Linked DNA regions of Homo sapiens: region 2 is linked to region 1. Evidence: chromatin loops called from intact Hi-C (ENCODE). Cell type or tissue: GM12878. All regions are shown on one strand.

What was found. A loop is a pair of places that touch in the nucleus more often than their neighbours do. Peaks named below come from ENCODE experiments on the same cell type or tissue, not always from the same donor. Only the 100,000 strongest peaks of a DNase experiment are listed, where the experiment ranks them.
Region 2: a loop joins it to region 1, with 6 times the contacts of the local background. A loop is called at or near these places in 9 of 110 quality-filtered maps.

What each region holds. Positions count from the first base shown.
Region 1 is chrX:65,592,041-65,600,040 of GRCh38, forward strand. It overlaps a transcript of MSN not described here. Among named protein-coding and RNA genes, the nearest start is that of LAS1L, 61 kb to the left of the region's middle. In GM12878, a CTCF peak has its summit at 3,552 (motif pointing left); DNase peaks (open chromatin) are centred at 3,601 and 4,431; H3K4me3 peaks cover 493 bases; H3K27ac peaks cover 1,186 bases.
Region 2 is chrX:66,405,438-66,413,437 of GRCh38, forward strand. No RefSeq gene overlaps it. Among named protein-coding and RNA genes, the nearest start is that of EDA2R, 230 kb to the right of the region's middle. In GM12878, a CTCF peak has its summit at 3,156; a DNase peak (open chromatin) is centred at 3,194.

The sequences.
Region 1 (8,000 bases):
CAGATTGTAGCATTGCTCCCCGTACTGCTCCTGGGACAAATGCTCCTTAGAGCTGTAAGAAGGCCTTTGAAGGTCCTCAGAGACTCCAAGCAGATGCGGGTCAGTCAGGTCTGAACCAAAGTACTCTAACTGCATGATATCCTCTTCATCCCTTTTTTTTTTTTTTTTTTTTTTTTGATGGAGTCTCGCTCTGTTTCCAGGCTGGAGTTCAGTGGCGCCATCTTGGCTCACTGCAACCTCTGCCTCCTATGTTCAAGCAATTCTCTTGCCTCAGCCTCTCGAGTAGCTGGGACTACAGGCACGTGCCACCACACCCAGCTAATTTTTGTGTTTTTAGTAGAGATGTGATTTCACCATGTTGGCCAGGCTGGTCTCGAACTCCTGACCTCGTGATCTGCCCACCTCGGCCTTCCAAAGTGCTGGGATTACAGGTGTGAGCCACTGTGCCTGGTCTCTCTCTTCATCCCATTTTATCCTTGCCCACTCGTCCTCATCTCTGTGACTTTTTCATAATATTTTAGATATAGTATTAGCCATCATTAATCACAATGTATTAGTCAATATTAGTCACAATACCTCAGCCATGATAACAGTATGTAATCACCTATAGATATGAAATGTTATCATTGCACATCACATGGACAGGAATGAAGAAACTGGGATTTTTGGCAACAATCGGCAAGCAATTTCCTCTTCCAGATTAAAAACACAATTTTGAGGCTGGGTGCGGTGGCTCACACCTGTAATCCCAGCACTTTGGGAGGCCAAGGTGGGCGGATCACTTGAGCTCAGGAGTTCGAGACCAGCCTGTCCAATATGGTGAAACCTCGTCTCTACTGAAAATACAAAAATTAGCCAGGTATGATGGTGCACGCCTGTAATCCCAGCTACTCAGGAGGCAGAGGCAGGAGAATCGCTTGAACCCAGGAGAAGGAGGTTGCAATGAGCCTAGATCACGTCACTGCACTCTAGCCTGGGAGACAGAGAGGGACTCCATCTCAAACCAAGACCAATTTTGATTTTGCTTATTTATTAATTCTTTATTATTTTTTCCAAACACTTTTTAGTACCTACAATGGGGCTACCCCAATCCCCGCTGCTACCTTCCCACCTCTTCTACTTTTTTTTTTTTTTAACTACCTGCATGTTTTTTCCTCCCTCCTTTTCCTGTGGTGCTTCCCACCATACACATCTTTTGGAAATGGCTTCCAGGAGGAAGAGAAGGGACCATCTCAGGTATGACTTCAAATCAAGCCACTGGGTTGTCTGAGAAGTACCCCAAGCAACTAGTCTGGACTGGGAGGTTGAATTGAGTCCTTGCTGTTGCTGAAGCTGTGAGAATAATTCTGTTTAAAAAACTTTTAAATAAAATATCCTTCAAAATATCCTTCAAAGTCTCCGTCCCAGGGTCTGTTTGTGGTTTTTCTGGGAGAGGCTTGTGGGAATCAGCAGTTGTGGGGTGGTGCAATAAACTAATGACAAGACCTTATAGACAAATTATTTTATTTTATTATTTTTTTGAGAGGGAGTCTTGCTCTGTCACCCAGGCTGGAGTGCAATGGCATGATCTCAGCTCACTGCAACCTCTGCCTCCCAGGTTCAAGCGACTCTCCTGCCTCAGCCTTCTGAGTAGCTCGGATTACAGGCGCATGCCACCACTCCCGGCTAATTTTTGTATTTTTAGTAGAGACAGGGTTTCACCATGTTGCGCAGGCTGGTCTTGGACTCCTGACCTCAGGTGATCCACCTGCCTCAGCCTCCCAAAGTGCTGGGATTACAGGCATGAGCCACTGCACCCGGCAGGCAAATTATTTGGTAGGGTAAAAAGCAGTTTGTTATCTTCATTGAGTCTGTTCCTCACAATAAACTATTATCACTCACAGACACCTTGATTGGGAGAGAAAAACTTTTTGTTTGTGTTGGGACCAGGTTGAGGAAGGGAAGGAGACAGGTCTAGGAGTTGCTGGTGGAAACTGTGGGTACTTATCAGGTGGGAGGTTGTAGGCAGAGAGGTTTCCGTTTAAGGAACACTGAGAGAGGATCAGAATTATGGCAAAACATCAAAGACAATCTCGACCTTCTCATTGCCTAGAAGTGAAAGGTGTTGGAGCAATTTGCAGCTTTCAGAGACCATTCTAGTCCACCGCCCTTAATTTAGAGTTGGGAAAAAATGAAGTTTAGAGAAGCGGGGGAATTTCCCTAAGGGCACAAAGGCAAGTAGTGGCAGAACTGGGAGTTCTGTCACCTCAGAGCAATACTGTATCAATCTTTGTCAACTCATTAGCATCAGAGGTGGGTTGTTAGAATTTCCAAATAAAAGTAGAGAAGACTGTACCCTGTTCTAGGCAGCAGCAATGGTGGTAGTGGCATGAGGGGATGGTGGTGGGATGAAGTGGTGGGGGTGGGACTAGGATGTAATGGAAAGCCTTGGAAGCTTGAATGAGTAGGCTTGGATATTAGGGTTGAAAGGACCTTTGGGAATTGGTGGCCCCTACTTGGGTAGGGGCAGAGAAGCATAGAATACCACAGAACATTATAAAAATAACCAGATAGAATGTCAGGGCTGGGAGAAACCTGGAACCTCATCAAGTCCAGCTCACTCCTGTTTCAGGTGGGGAAACTGAGATCCAGAGAGAGGCTGAAAACTTGACCTGGTTTCTACAGTGAATCAGGAGAGAAGTAGGGCTGCAACCATCCCTGTCACACAACAAGAAACACTGGCTGCCTTTGTTGTTTCCCTTGCATCTGAGTTGGATGATCAGACTTTTTAACCAAGAAAGAGAGATGAGGGAGGGGAGCCCAGTGTTTCATGGCCTGCCTAGAGCTACTTATATAATTAAACATTATAGAATGACAGCATGAAAGCCTTAGTATGCACCTGTTTCTGTAACATAACCCTATATCTGAACCCACCCTACACCTCCAGCATGTAATGCCCTGCAATACTGAGTCCAAGAAGCCCCTCAAATTTAGTGATACCTCAAGACTGAGACCACAAATCCTGTAGACAGTAGGGCCTTCCCTGAATACCAAGCACTCCCTAGTCTTTCTCATGATTAGGTTCTCACTCTCACACTAAGGTCACTCCTTTTTTCTGCCCAGGCATACATTTTATCTTCTCTGAGGAGGGAAGGGAGTAGATGGGGATGCTGAAAAGCACTTTAATTTGAGCAGTTCTTGCCATATCTTTGCCCCTCATGTGAAAACTTCTCAGCCATGGAACTAACTTGTTCCCATACCCACTCTCATAGCACAGTCACCCTCCACCCCCATTCATCCACACCCCTGACATTTACTCACTTCGCCCATGGCAGAGACCGTACTGGCCATGCTCTCTGCACAGCCCTGGAAAGCCTCTTGTTTCTAGTCACTAGGAGAGAAGGTCCAGTCTCCCAGCACACACTTCTTATCTGGATGTCTCTCATTGTGAGGGACTGGGAGGTCTGTAGGCCTACCTCAGCCTGATTCTGGCCCTATCTAGTGAAGCACTCAGTGATCTCTTGCGCCCCCCTCTGGCCTCAGTTCTTTAGCGGTTGCTACAGCAAGTGGTCTAGTTGGGCCTGCACTTCCAAGTCAGACCCATAGAGGGCAACCACTTGCCAGTTTATGAGAAATCACTCTGGGTGTGGCCTCTCCCTTTGTTCACTTCCTTTTCAGTGCTTGTAAAATTCTAGAACCACAGGCTGTCAGAATCAGAGGGTGTGTTTAGATAACTTATATTTGAATATCCTCATGATAAAGATAGAGAAACAGGCCCAGAGAAGAGATGAGACCAGTCTAAACTCAGACAGTGATTCACTCTGTGGCAGTTAGGGCTAGAATCCACGTTTCCTGAATGCCAGTTCAGAACTTTTGAAACACACGGCCAAGCATCTAACCCAAATGCCTCATTTTATAGTTGTGAAAACTGAGGCCCCGGAAAGAAGTTGACTAAGGTTGTACAGTCGTTGTGATAGAGCTAGGACTCAAACCCAGGTCTTCTGAATCCCAGTCCAGATTCAGAAACATAATGTTAGGCATCTAGTTCATCCTGTTGGTTTTTTTTTTTCTTTATAGATGAAAAGAGTTCAGAGAGGGAATCTAATTTACCTGAAGCCACAGAGTAAATTAGTGAAAATCAGAACCGGAGCCCAAGGCTGGCTGTAGAACTGGGACTGAATGGAAACTGGGGACTCTGACTTCTAGTCTCCAAGAAACCTCAATAACTTAGGGACCCCAGTGTCTTGGAATTAAATAACAGAGGTAGGGATGCAGTCCTTGCTTAAGCTGACTATGAATGAATCCCCAGGAGGCTGGAATCTGGGGCATAGTGTGTACGTGTGTGTGTTTGGGAGGGAGGGAGTCTGCTCTGGTCCCCTCCAAAAAACTCTTAAGAAAAGACTCACCTCATTTCTCCCCTTTCAAGGCCTCTGGCTTTGAGAGTGAGAAGATGACTCACTCATTGCCCACAGTTGCCGCTGAGAACATAATTGCTAGCTGGGACATCACCACAGCATCCAGCCATCACATTTGCAGAGTAGTGTCTTGTTTTGTCAAAGCTCTTTCCTATTTTTCTTTTTCTTTTTTTTTTTTTATTTCAGCTTCCTCAAGCTCCAGGGAGCCAGATGAGGCAGATACCATTACCTCTTCTTTTATAAAGAAGAAACTCATTTATGGAGGGGTGGGGGGAATGAGGGGGGACCTGAACTGGTGTTGGACTGACTGAGACTAAATCCCCAGTCCTCTGATTTCCAGCTTTCTGGAGTGTCTGCATAAATACCCAGAGTCCCAGAGGAGACAGCAGTGTCCCTCAAATGCCTGATGACAGCTCCTCCCTCATTTATTAATCACTGAGCTGGGGCCAGATACTGTACTGGGCTTTCATTGGAGACAAAGGTGACAGAAACCCTGCCTTTAAGTGTTCACAATCTGGATATTGATTAAGTCACCACTCTGCCCATTTCAATCCTCAGCTTTCTCTTCTTCTACTAGAAAAATAACTCCAACAGTGCTTTATTTTATTTTATTTATTTCTTATACATTTATTTGAGACAGAGTCTCATTCTGTTCCCCAGGCTACAGTGCAGAACTTGGTCACAGCTCACTGAAGCCTCAACCTCCTGGGCTCAAGTGATCCTCTCACTTTAGCCTCTTCTGAGTAGCTAGGACCACCATGCTTGGCTTTTCTTTTCTTTCTTTCTTTTTTTTTTTTTGAGACAGCATCCCACTATGTTGCCCAGCCTGGTCTCAAACTCCAGGACTCCAGTGATCCTCCCACCTCGGCCTCCCAAAGCACTGGGATTACAGATGTGAGCCACCTGGCCCAGCCTTGTTTTATTATTTTTGAGACAGGGTCTGGCCCTATAGTCCAAGCTGGAGTCCAGTGGTGTGATCACAGTTCACTGCAGCCTCAACCTCCTGAGCTCTGGTGATTCTCCCACCTCGCCCTCCCTAGTAGCTGGGACCACAGGCATGCAACACCATGCCCAGCTAATTTTTAATTTTTTTTGTAGAGATGGGGTTTTGCTATGTGGCCTAGACTGGTCTTAAACTCCTAGGCTCAAGCGATCTTCCTACCTCGGCCTCCCAAAGTGTTGGGATTACAGGTGTGAGCCACCATGCCCAGTCCAATAGTGCTTTTTGGCTGGAGACATTGAATCAATTTTATAACCTTTTCAGAGATTGATTAGGAGTCAGAACACTAACATTCTAGTTCCAGTTCTGTTACTTCACTGTGTAATAGTGAGCTAGTCCTTTCCTATGCATGGGCTTCAGTTTTCACATCTGCAAAATGATTTTGTGGGATGGGGTCAGAAGACAGTAGGAATATAGTTTCTAAGAACTTCTGGCTCAGATCATTTAGGAGATGAAGACACTTTGTAATCTGTGGGCAGTGTTGTTTCTTTGGGTAAAAGGCTGGAGGGTAGGAGCCCGCTGGGCCTGTTATGAGACCTTTCATCCTGCTGTCTTCCTCCTTAACTTTGTGAGGTACCCTTCCCAAGGAGCAGGGAACTTGGGCTTTCTGAAAACCTCAGAGGGACCCCATTTCTACCTCTCCTTACCAGCAACACTCAGGAAGCACCAGAACTATTTTGGATTGGAAGTTATTTAGCCAGATTCTGAGGTTGAAGTTCATGAAACAGAGACAGAATCAGAGAAGGAGAAGAGAGAGGCATAAAGGAAGAGGCAAAGAGACAGAGAAAAGAAAGAAAGAGGTGGGGTCGGGGGGAAGAGGGAAAGACTAAAGAGGAAAAAATGGAGGAGAGATAAAAATAGAGAGCAGGAATTAGAGACAGACAGAAACAGACAGAGACAGGAAGAAAAAGAAAGAAACACAGAGAGAGAAACAGAAGAGAGAAAGAAACAGAGAAGGGAAGAGGAGAGAGGAGAGAAAAACAGGGGAAAAGAGACAGAAACAAGGAAAGACAGAGAGAGAGAAAAAATATGAATGAATATGATAATATGATAGTGGACATACCTAGTCCCAGGCAGCCGCATGAGAGAAGTTGCATAAAATCCTACGTCTTGAATAGGATCTAGAAGTGAAAGAACCCTTGAAAAAATCGAGGCCAGAGAGCAATTGAGCTTTGTTCATAGTCACACAGCAAGCTGGTGGAAGTGCCAGGACTCAAACCCAAGACTAGGATAGAGTAGTTCAAAACAGACTGGCCTGAGAGTCTAGAGGTCTTGAGGTTTGTCAGTCTGTCTTTGAGGGACTGCGGGCAATGTAATAACACAGGAAGAGTGCCAGCACATTGTCTGCTGCAGAAGAGGCACTGGCATCAGGGAGTTTTGCCCTCTTCCCCCATCAGCTTTCCTCTGAGGACGAAGACATACAACATACATGCATGCCTATTAAGGCTGACTAGGGTAAGTTTGGTTCTATTACACAGCACTTTTGGGAGATTAGAGGCAGACTTCATGGAGGAGGTGACTTGTGGGTCAGGGCTTGAAGGATGAAAACAACAACCAAAATTTTAGTTGCGGCTGGGCATGCTGGCTCACGCCGGTAATCCCGGCACTTTGGGAGGCTGAGGAGGGTGGATTACCTGAGGTCAGGAATTCGAGACCAGCCTAGCCAACATGGTGAAAACTGTGTCTACTAAAAATTAAAAAAAAAAAAAAATTAACTGGGGATGGTAACACGAGCCTGTAGTCCCAGCTACTGGGAAGGCTGAGGCAGAAGAATCACTTGAACCTGGGAGGCAGAGGTTGCAGTGAGCCGGGATTGCACCATTGCATTACAGCCTAGGAAACAAGAGCAAAACTCCGTCTCAAAAAAAAAAATAATAATTTCAAAGATGCACTTATTCTTTAAAAAAATTCAAAGTAAGGCTGGGTGCAGTGGCTCACGCCCATAATCCCAGCACTTTGGGAGGCTGAGGCGGGCAGATCATGAGGTCAAGAGATCGAGACCATCCTGGCCAACATGGTGAAACCTCATCTCTACTAAAAATACAAAAATTAGCTGGGCGTAGTGGCATGTGCCTGTAGTCCCAACTACTCGGTAGGCTGAGGCAGGAGAATCACTTGAACCCGTAAGGCGGAGGTTGCAGTGAGCCGAGATAGCGCCATGACACTCCATTGTGGGTGACAGAGCGAGACTCCATCTTAAAAAATAATATTCAAAGTAGGTAGGATTTTGATAGGTGCAGAACTGGGTGGTTCTAGTTCAAGGGAATAGCACAAGGGGTAGGAGTGCTTGAAGAGGACATGAATAGGCAGCTAAGCAAGGTGTCATCTGCCTTCTGGAGGGCAGAGGGCATGAAAAAGGGGTCCCAGATTTTGGTCACCCCATGAATGACAGGTGTCTGGGTTGGCTTGTGATGACAGTGAGGAGGAAAGGGAGGCTTTTGAGAAGGGATGCAGTAAGAACAGGGTTGAGTTCTATGAAGATTCCCTCTGGCAGGCAGCCCTATGGAGGATGGATTGGAGAAAAGATACTGACATCAGGGAGCCGTGACAGATCTTTGCTGTTGTCCAGGTGACAGATAGGTAATAAGAATCTGATGTGGTGTGGT
Region 2 (8,000 bases), 810 kb after region 1:
ATTGTTGACCAGGAATAAGTCTGGGTGTACTGCAGCCCTGCCTAGTGTTTCCAGCTTTCTTCCAATTCAGCCGAGCTTCTGTGTCTTCCTTACATCGACTCCTGTTGCCTTCTCTCTGGAGATCTATTAGGAGCACCTCCAGTCATCTCAGTTCCTTGGTAGGAGCTGTTACACCTGGCTGTGTCTAGTAGGCCATCTTGCCCTTTCCGTGGTTTCTGCAACATACTTCTAAACAACCATTCAGTCAAGGAAGAAATCACAAAAGAAATTAGGACATATCTTGAAACACATGAAAATGAAAACACAACATACCAAAACTTAGGTATAATGTGAAGACAGTCCTAGGTTAGAAATGTATAGCTATAAATGCTTACATTTAAAAGAATAAAGACCTCAAATCAACAACTTAACATTACACTTTGATAAAATAAAAAAGAACAAACAATTCAAAACTGGTAGAAGGAATAAAATAATAAAGAGTGGAGCAGAGATAAGTAAAATAGAAAATAGGAAAATAGGAAAAATGAAGTGTTGGTTCCTTGCAACTATCAACAACATTGATCAAATTTTATCTAGATTGACTATGAAAAAAAGAGAAGACTCAATAAGCAAAGTAAGAAATGAATTAGGGGAAATCACTACCATTTATAAATTAAAGCAATCTACTCCTAGGTGTATACCCAAAGAAATTGAAAGCAGAGATGTGAACAGATACTTATATGTCAATGTTTATTGAACTATTATTTGTATTATTTAAAAGGTTAAAACAACACAAATGTCTGTCAACAAATGAATGAATAAACAAAATGTGATATATACATACAATGGAATATTATTCAACCATTAAATGAGTAATGTTCTGATATTTTCTAAAGCATGACTAAAACTTGAAGACACTGTTCTAAGTGAAATAAGCTAGACAAAAAAGGACAAATATTATATAATTCCACTTGTATGAACCACATAAAATAAGCAAATGTATAGAGGCAGAAAGTAGATTAGAGGTTAGCAAAATTATAGAGAATGGGGAATGGGGACTTAGTGCTTAATTAGTACAGAAGTCCTGTTTGTAGTAAAAGAGTCTTGGAAATTGATAGTGGTGACAGTGGCAAAATCTTATAAATGTAATTAATGCCACTGAATTGTACACTTATAATTGGTTAAAATGTCTAATTTTGTATCCAATGTATAAGCACATTTACTACAATTTTTAAAAATTAACAATGTAGGTGATACCCAATGTAGGTGTTGTCCCTTCTAAATCTCATGTTGAATTGTAACCCCCAACGTTGGAGATGGGGCTGGTTGGGAGATGTTTGGATCATGGTAGTAGATTTCTCCTGGCATGGTGCTATCCTTATTATAGTGAATGAGTTTCCATGAGATGTGGTTGTGTAAAAGAGTGTGACACCTCCCCCTATTCTCTCTCTTTTTGCTCTTGCTTTTCTCATGTGATGTGCCTGCTCACCTTTTAAATATAAATTTCAACTTTAAGTCACTGATTGGCCCTCACATCTGAGCATAGTTTGTTAGAAGCAGACAGGCCACATCTTGAACACTTTGCTGGTTAAAAACTTTTATTCAACAGATGCTTGAAGTCATCACTCTTAAGTTCAAAGTTTCACAGATACTTAGGACATGAACACAATACAGCCAAGTTCTTTGCTAAGGCATAAAAGAGTGACGTTTGATCTAGTTCACCAAATGTTCTTCATTTCTTTCTGACTGATATCTCATAAGCCTGGACTTTACCATTCACATCACATAAGCATTTTTGTCTCCATGATTTAATTAGTTTTTAAGGCGCTCAAGATTTTCCCTTATTTTCCTATCTTCTTCTGAGCTCTCCAAACTTTCCAACCTCTACCTGTTACCCAGTTTCAAAGTTGCTTCCACATTTTCAGGTATCTTTTCAGCAATACCCCACTCTTGGTACCAACTTTTTATGTTAGGCCATTCTTGTATTGCTGTAAAGAAATACCTGAGGCTGGGTAATTCATAAAGAAAACAAGCTTAATTGGCTCACAGTTCAGAAGACTGCACAAGCATGACACCGGCAACTGCTTGGCTACCAGGGACACCTCAGAGGGCTTTTACTCATAGCAGAAGGTGAAGGAAGAGCAGGCATGTATCATGATGAGAGCAGAAGCAAGGGAGAGAGTTGGGGAGTGAGGTTCCACACACTTTTAAACAACCAGAGCTCGTGAGATCTTACTCACTATCATAAGGACAGCACCAAACCATGAGGAATCAATCTCCATGACCCAAACACCTCCCACCAGGCTCTAACTCCAACACTGAGGATTACAATTCAACATGAGATTTTGAGGGAATAACATCTAAACTATATCAGTGATATACCAAAATCATTTAGTTTGTACACTTTAGATTGGTGAATTGCACCTCAAAATAAAGCCGTTAAAACAAACAAGCAAAAACAAGAAAGATATGAGCCTGTGTCAGTGTAGACAAATAGACCCCAATGAGTGTAAGTGTTCTCTGCCAGGTAGAAAAATTTCACATAATTTATATGGGTTCTTACAGAACATCATCCCTCTTTCCAGGCCTCAGTTTCTCCACTTCTTGAAAATGGAAAGGTTAGAGTAGATTATCTTAAAGATCCCCCTGAAGCTCTGACATTCTAGGATTTCGTAACTCAAAGGTGATAATGCTTAAGAGAGAATCTTGTTTGGTTTCATGAGGGAGGGGGTTAGGATATGTGGATCAAATATTGAGAGTCCCGGATGAAAGGCCACCCTTTGTGGAGATTCATAGTTTTGGAGTATGGCGGAGGGGAATCCAAAAACATTGTTTTCAGAAAACCAGGTAGACTGATGTAAATGGTGAATAGGTACTACTGTAAAACAGAAAAAATAAAAATAAAAAAGGAAGAAAATTAAAGCAGGACGGCTTGAAGAAATTTGGTATATGAGAGCCACATATCAAGATGAGTAGAAGTAGAGGAGATTATTGTTCCCAAGAGTGTGAGATTGAGGTGGAGCATCCATATATTAGGAGGCAAAATTTTGAAGACTAAAGATTTTCACCAATGTTTTAATGTGTGCTAAGTTATTCAGTAGGAGGCATAACGTTTGTTACTAGTAAGAGTTTAAAATATTAATTATTTGGTATGACAATAGCACCAACTAGTGACAGGAAATATGATCGTTCAGAATTGTCACAAACCCTAGATAACAGGTAAGCTTGTACTGGCATGTACTGGCTGAACTTCTGATGTGTTTGTGCTACGGGTAGGAAGTCTCCAATTGAATGGACTGTGTATACACTGAGCTCCAGTAGGCAGAGTAAGGGAACATCTTTAAAGGCATAGTTCAGAAGAATCTCTAAGGACCCAGGGTAGTATCAGGGTCAGAAAGAATTACTCAAAGTGGAAGAGGAAATGTTACCCCAAAGAGTTTCTTGTATGGGCTGTTCTAGGGTTACATTTCAGGACTTCACATTTTTGCCCTGCTAGGGAACTTGATAGAGTGCAACTGTGATCCATGGGCCTTCAGAAATTTGAAGTCAAGTCAAGACTACAAGAAAGAGCAGACAAACGGAGCCAGTTCCGGGTCACACTGGGAAAACTTAAAAACATGAGAAATGTCTGGGAGACATAAGTGCAGTGAAACAGAAGGCTTGAAGCCAGAGTTTCTGCCAGCTAAACATTGTGATAAGTAAGCATCCAATGGGAAATGGTCAAAAAACAATGAGAGACCTTTGAAGTTCTGGGTAGGTCAGACTTCTTTAGACCTAGCCTTTCTGCTTCTTAAATTGACCAAAGTCCAATTCTAGGCTGAGGTTGGTGTTTTAGACAGTCTATTTGACACGTGCCTGCCCCCAAATGTAGATACAACTTCATGGGAAGAAGATTAGAATATACGGATGAAAAATTTGGAGTCCTGGATGACAGTGAACCCTTTCCCAGGCGGTTTTGTTTTCCAGAATTCTGAAGAAATTTTTTCAGCCTTCTGAGATCCCACATGTGTTGCTTGGGGATTCCCATGTGGAGTTTGGATTTAACCAAAGCCACATATAGTTTGTAGTTTCTTTCTTTTCTTTTTTCTTTTTTCTTTTTTTTGAGACGAAGTTTGTCTCTTTTTGCCCGGGCTGGAGTGCAATGACGCGATCTCGGCTCACTGAAACCTCCGCCTCCCAGGTTCAAGTGATTCTCCTGCCTCAGCCTCCTGAGTAGCTGTGATTACAGGCGATGACCACGACGCCTGGCTAATTTTGTATTTTTAGTAGAGACAGGGTTTCACCATATTGGCCAGGCTGGTCACAAAATAGTTTGTATTTTCAACAGATCTGCCCTCTAAAGCACTGATTCAAATGGATACACTGGAAGTGCTGGAAGCACTGGATCTTTAGGAGCATGATGGATTTTCTGGCTGGAAATATATGATGAATGTTATATTTCCTAGAATGTTGTCTGACATTCGTTAGGCTCTGAAGAAGAAAAGAGAATTTCTGTAGAAAAATCTAGATGCCAAATGGAATGGGGACTACTGATCACATGTTCTTGCTTATTTCTCCCTTGTGTGTGTGTTCTATTGCTGCTTCTCTATCTCTGTCCATCTCTTTTTGTTTTCTCCATCTGTTTCTCTGTCTCTCCATTTCTGTCTCTTTTGTCTTTTACTTTAGCCACATTTAGCTCTGACTTTTGTTCGCCTACCCACCTCCTCTCTAAATACATACTACATATTGCTATCCACATCCACTGGACAGTCATCTCTATAATTCTTGAGAAAGCTCCTGGGACTTTGAATCAAACCCAAATACAGCTCATTGCCAATAAGTTGGGAGTCAGAGGCCTCCATATGAGTTTCAGGTGTAATTCAAGGAACTCTCATCCCCTGGGCCTATGTTGAGGAAGAACAATATAGACTGCTAGCTACACGCTATGATTTAAAAACTGCTCCAAACTATGTCACTCACTAGGCACTGTGGGATATGAAATTATACTAATCAGAACTCATTTGTTTAGGGTTAGCACTGTTGGAGTACTATGGACCTCTTTAAATGCAAATTTCCTTGAAAAAGGGTAACATATTTTGGCTCATTCAATGTTACAGTATCAGGCTGGATGTGATCTTAGAAATTACTTTATTCAATCCCATCAGGTCCTAACTTCATTTCTCATTTCATAAGCTCTCCGCCTACTATACACTACCATTGTAGGCATTTCTCTGTAGTGGTTCTCAGCTTTGGTTGCACATTAGAATTACCTAGGGAACTTAAAAGAATCTCTATGCACATGCTACACTCAAAGCTAATTAATCAGAATCTCTGGGGATGGCAGCTAAACACTGGCTCCTAGATAATTAAAATGAGCAGCCAGGATTGAGTAAAAGGTAAGTTGATAGCTCCTCATTGCTCATCTTCTGAGACAAGCTTTCCAAAGCAGCCTATTCCAACTGTGGACAGCATTGCCTCTTCTAAAATTTATCTTCCACTTGAGTCAAAATTTGTCTCAACTGTAATTTCTACTCATGAGTCCCAGCTCTGCCTCCTGGGCCCACACCGATTGTTTTCTCCCCTGTGACAGCCTTTGAGAGGTCTGAGGGCTGAGACTGTGACCCCTGAGTCATCTTCTTCAGGATAATCAGTCATGCATTCATACAACTGTTTTCCATCCTCAGAGCATTCAAAAACTCACCCTTTCACCACTGACTCTTGTATCTCCAACAACTAATTATGGATTTTGAACTTGGAAATACCCAGTGAGGTAGAGCTCACTATTTTCTAAGGCAACTCATTTTATCTTTGAATAACTTTAGCTATTTAATTCTTCCCCTACAGCCACACAGGTCCTGTATATTATTTCTTTCCCATGATGACCCTTTGGAGGTCTGAATACAGAGACCACATCCAATCTCTACCCTCCTCCATCTTTTTCACAGGCTAAATATCCCCAACTCCTTTTACTGGTCCTGGCAAAATCTTGGATCCATCCTAATTGTTCTCTTATAGATAAGATCAGCTTTTTGCAGGTCCTCATCTAAGCATGGGGCTAGGGCTGACAAAAGTGCTCTGGGTAAAGCCTGAGCTGCTTGGGGTAAAGTGGGGCCATCACTACATTTGTTCTGGGACCCAATATTCCATGAATGCAGTTTTTTTCCATTTGCTTTGTTGGCAGCACCAGCCATAGCTGACTCCAATTAAAATGACTATCACCTGAAATCATAAGTCATTTTTTCTGTGCTGCTCCTAAGCCCCATATTCCTTTAATCTGGGCTGCTGTACCAGATAAATCCAAATTCATCAAGCATATGATTATTTTGAATCCCACACCTCTGACTGTAGAAATCTGGAGTGTGTGGGAGAGTATGTATAAAAACATAAATGTGAAGTCTGTACTTTGTGCCTTCATGTTCCTATCTCTTCCTTAACAGTCTGTATTCATCTCTTCCTACCATTCTTTATCTCCAGATGTCTCTGACTTCAACCTGCTCCTCTTCAATAGCATGCTTAGTACCAAGACCAATGACTTTTATTTTTCACAGTGTCTGGTTTTATTCTCCCTCACCTATAGTCTTGTCTGGCCCAAAACTTTCAAATTTAAACCAAAACAGTCCCCAGATCTCCTTCCTTTGTTTTTAGTAACATTGTGTTTTCCCAAACTCCTTATATTGTGTTTTCCCAAACTCCTTATTCTGGTTGCTACTTTTCCATCACCTTCATTACTTTCCTGTCCTAAAGGTGACACCCACCTAAACTGTGGACATTCTGCCATCTTAGGAAATAATTCTCAGCTTTTGGCTTAAATTTAGAGAAAGTATGTAAGTTGCTATCCTAGTATTGACTCTCCATTAACCTCCTGTAGGAAAATTGCATAACCACTTTTATTGATTCCTGGTAGCTTTTAAATCTGGTGCAGATGCTTTACCTGGCAGGTGACTGATTACTTGTTTCTACTACTCTCAGGAAGACTGTGAATGAATGCCAGACCAATCAGTAGTAGGAAGCTAGATGTCCCCTTTTTCTACCCATTAACTCCTGGTTTCCTGCGTCAATGATGGGAGATGTGGCATGGATTTCCTGGTTTCTAGTTACCTGTCCATAAACTTATCTTTTATATTGTATATAATCAAGCTAATTAATACATCATCACTTCACATAAGATAGCTTTCAGCACATAGGACTCAAGAAAATACTTGTTTAATGGTAACTGTTGCAAAGTATTCATCTCATTCCATTTCCTGATGACCTAAGAATGAAACATCAACTTTTAAGGAGCCTGGGTCAGAAAGTAAATCAAAGGAGGGTAGGGAAAAACACACTCCTGTAGCTTCCTGAGTGAGATTGCACAGGTAGAGATCATGGTTTGAGCTAATAGAGTCAAAAGTCAGAACCAAATGCTTGAAACACAACACAACTAGAATGGTTAGTTAAGTAGAATCCATTGAATTATGAGGATTTGTAGACTATCTGTGTCCAATATTGCCCTTTCCTAATAGTACAACATGTACATTATCTAAGGAAGCTTGGGCAATGGAATACCACTTTTCTGCAAGTTGGCCTTTATATTTCCCCACCTCACATAAATGAGTTCATGATTCCTATGAGGCAGAAAGTTATTGTTGATATGCCCCCCCAACATACTTCTTTTTACAGAGCCTGGCATGCCCAAGGAGGTGATTCATTGTCTAGGATAATCCTTAGAACATCAAGTTACTAAAGAACTTCACAAGGTAGTTGTAAGAAAAGGACACCAATTTGCAGCTATTAGAAGATAGAAAAATTTATAATAACTTGCTATATGATCTTTGGCAAGTCATTAACCTATTAGAATCTCAATTACAAAAATGTACAATAATAACTGTTCTACTTTGCTTGTGCCATATGGTCATTTGAAAGATCAAGTGGAATTATGTGACTGTGGTTTGTGAAATATGAAGCCCTATTCATTGAACATACCAAATATTGTCCTGCCTCAGGGTCTTTGTACTTTCTGTTAGCTCTGCCTGGAATGATCTTCTCCCAGATATCCTCATGGC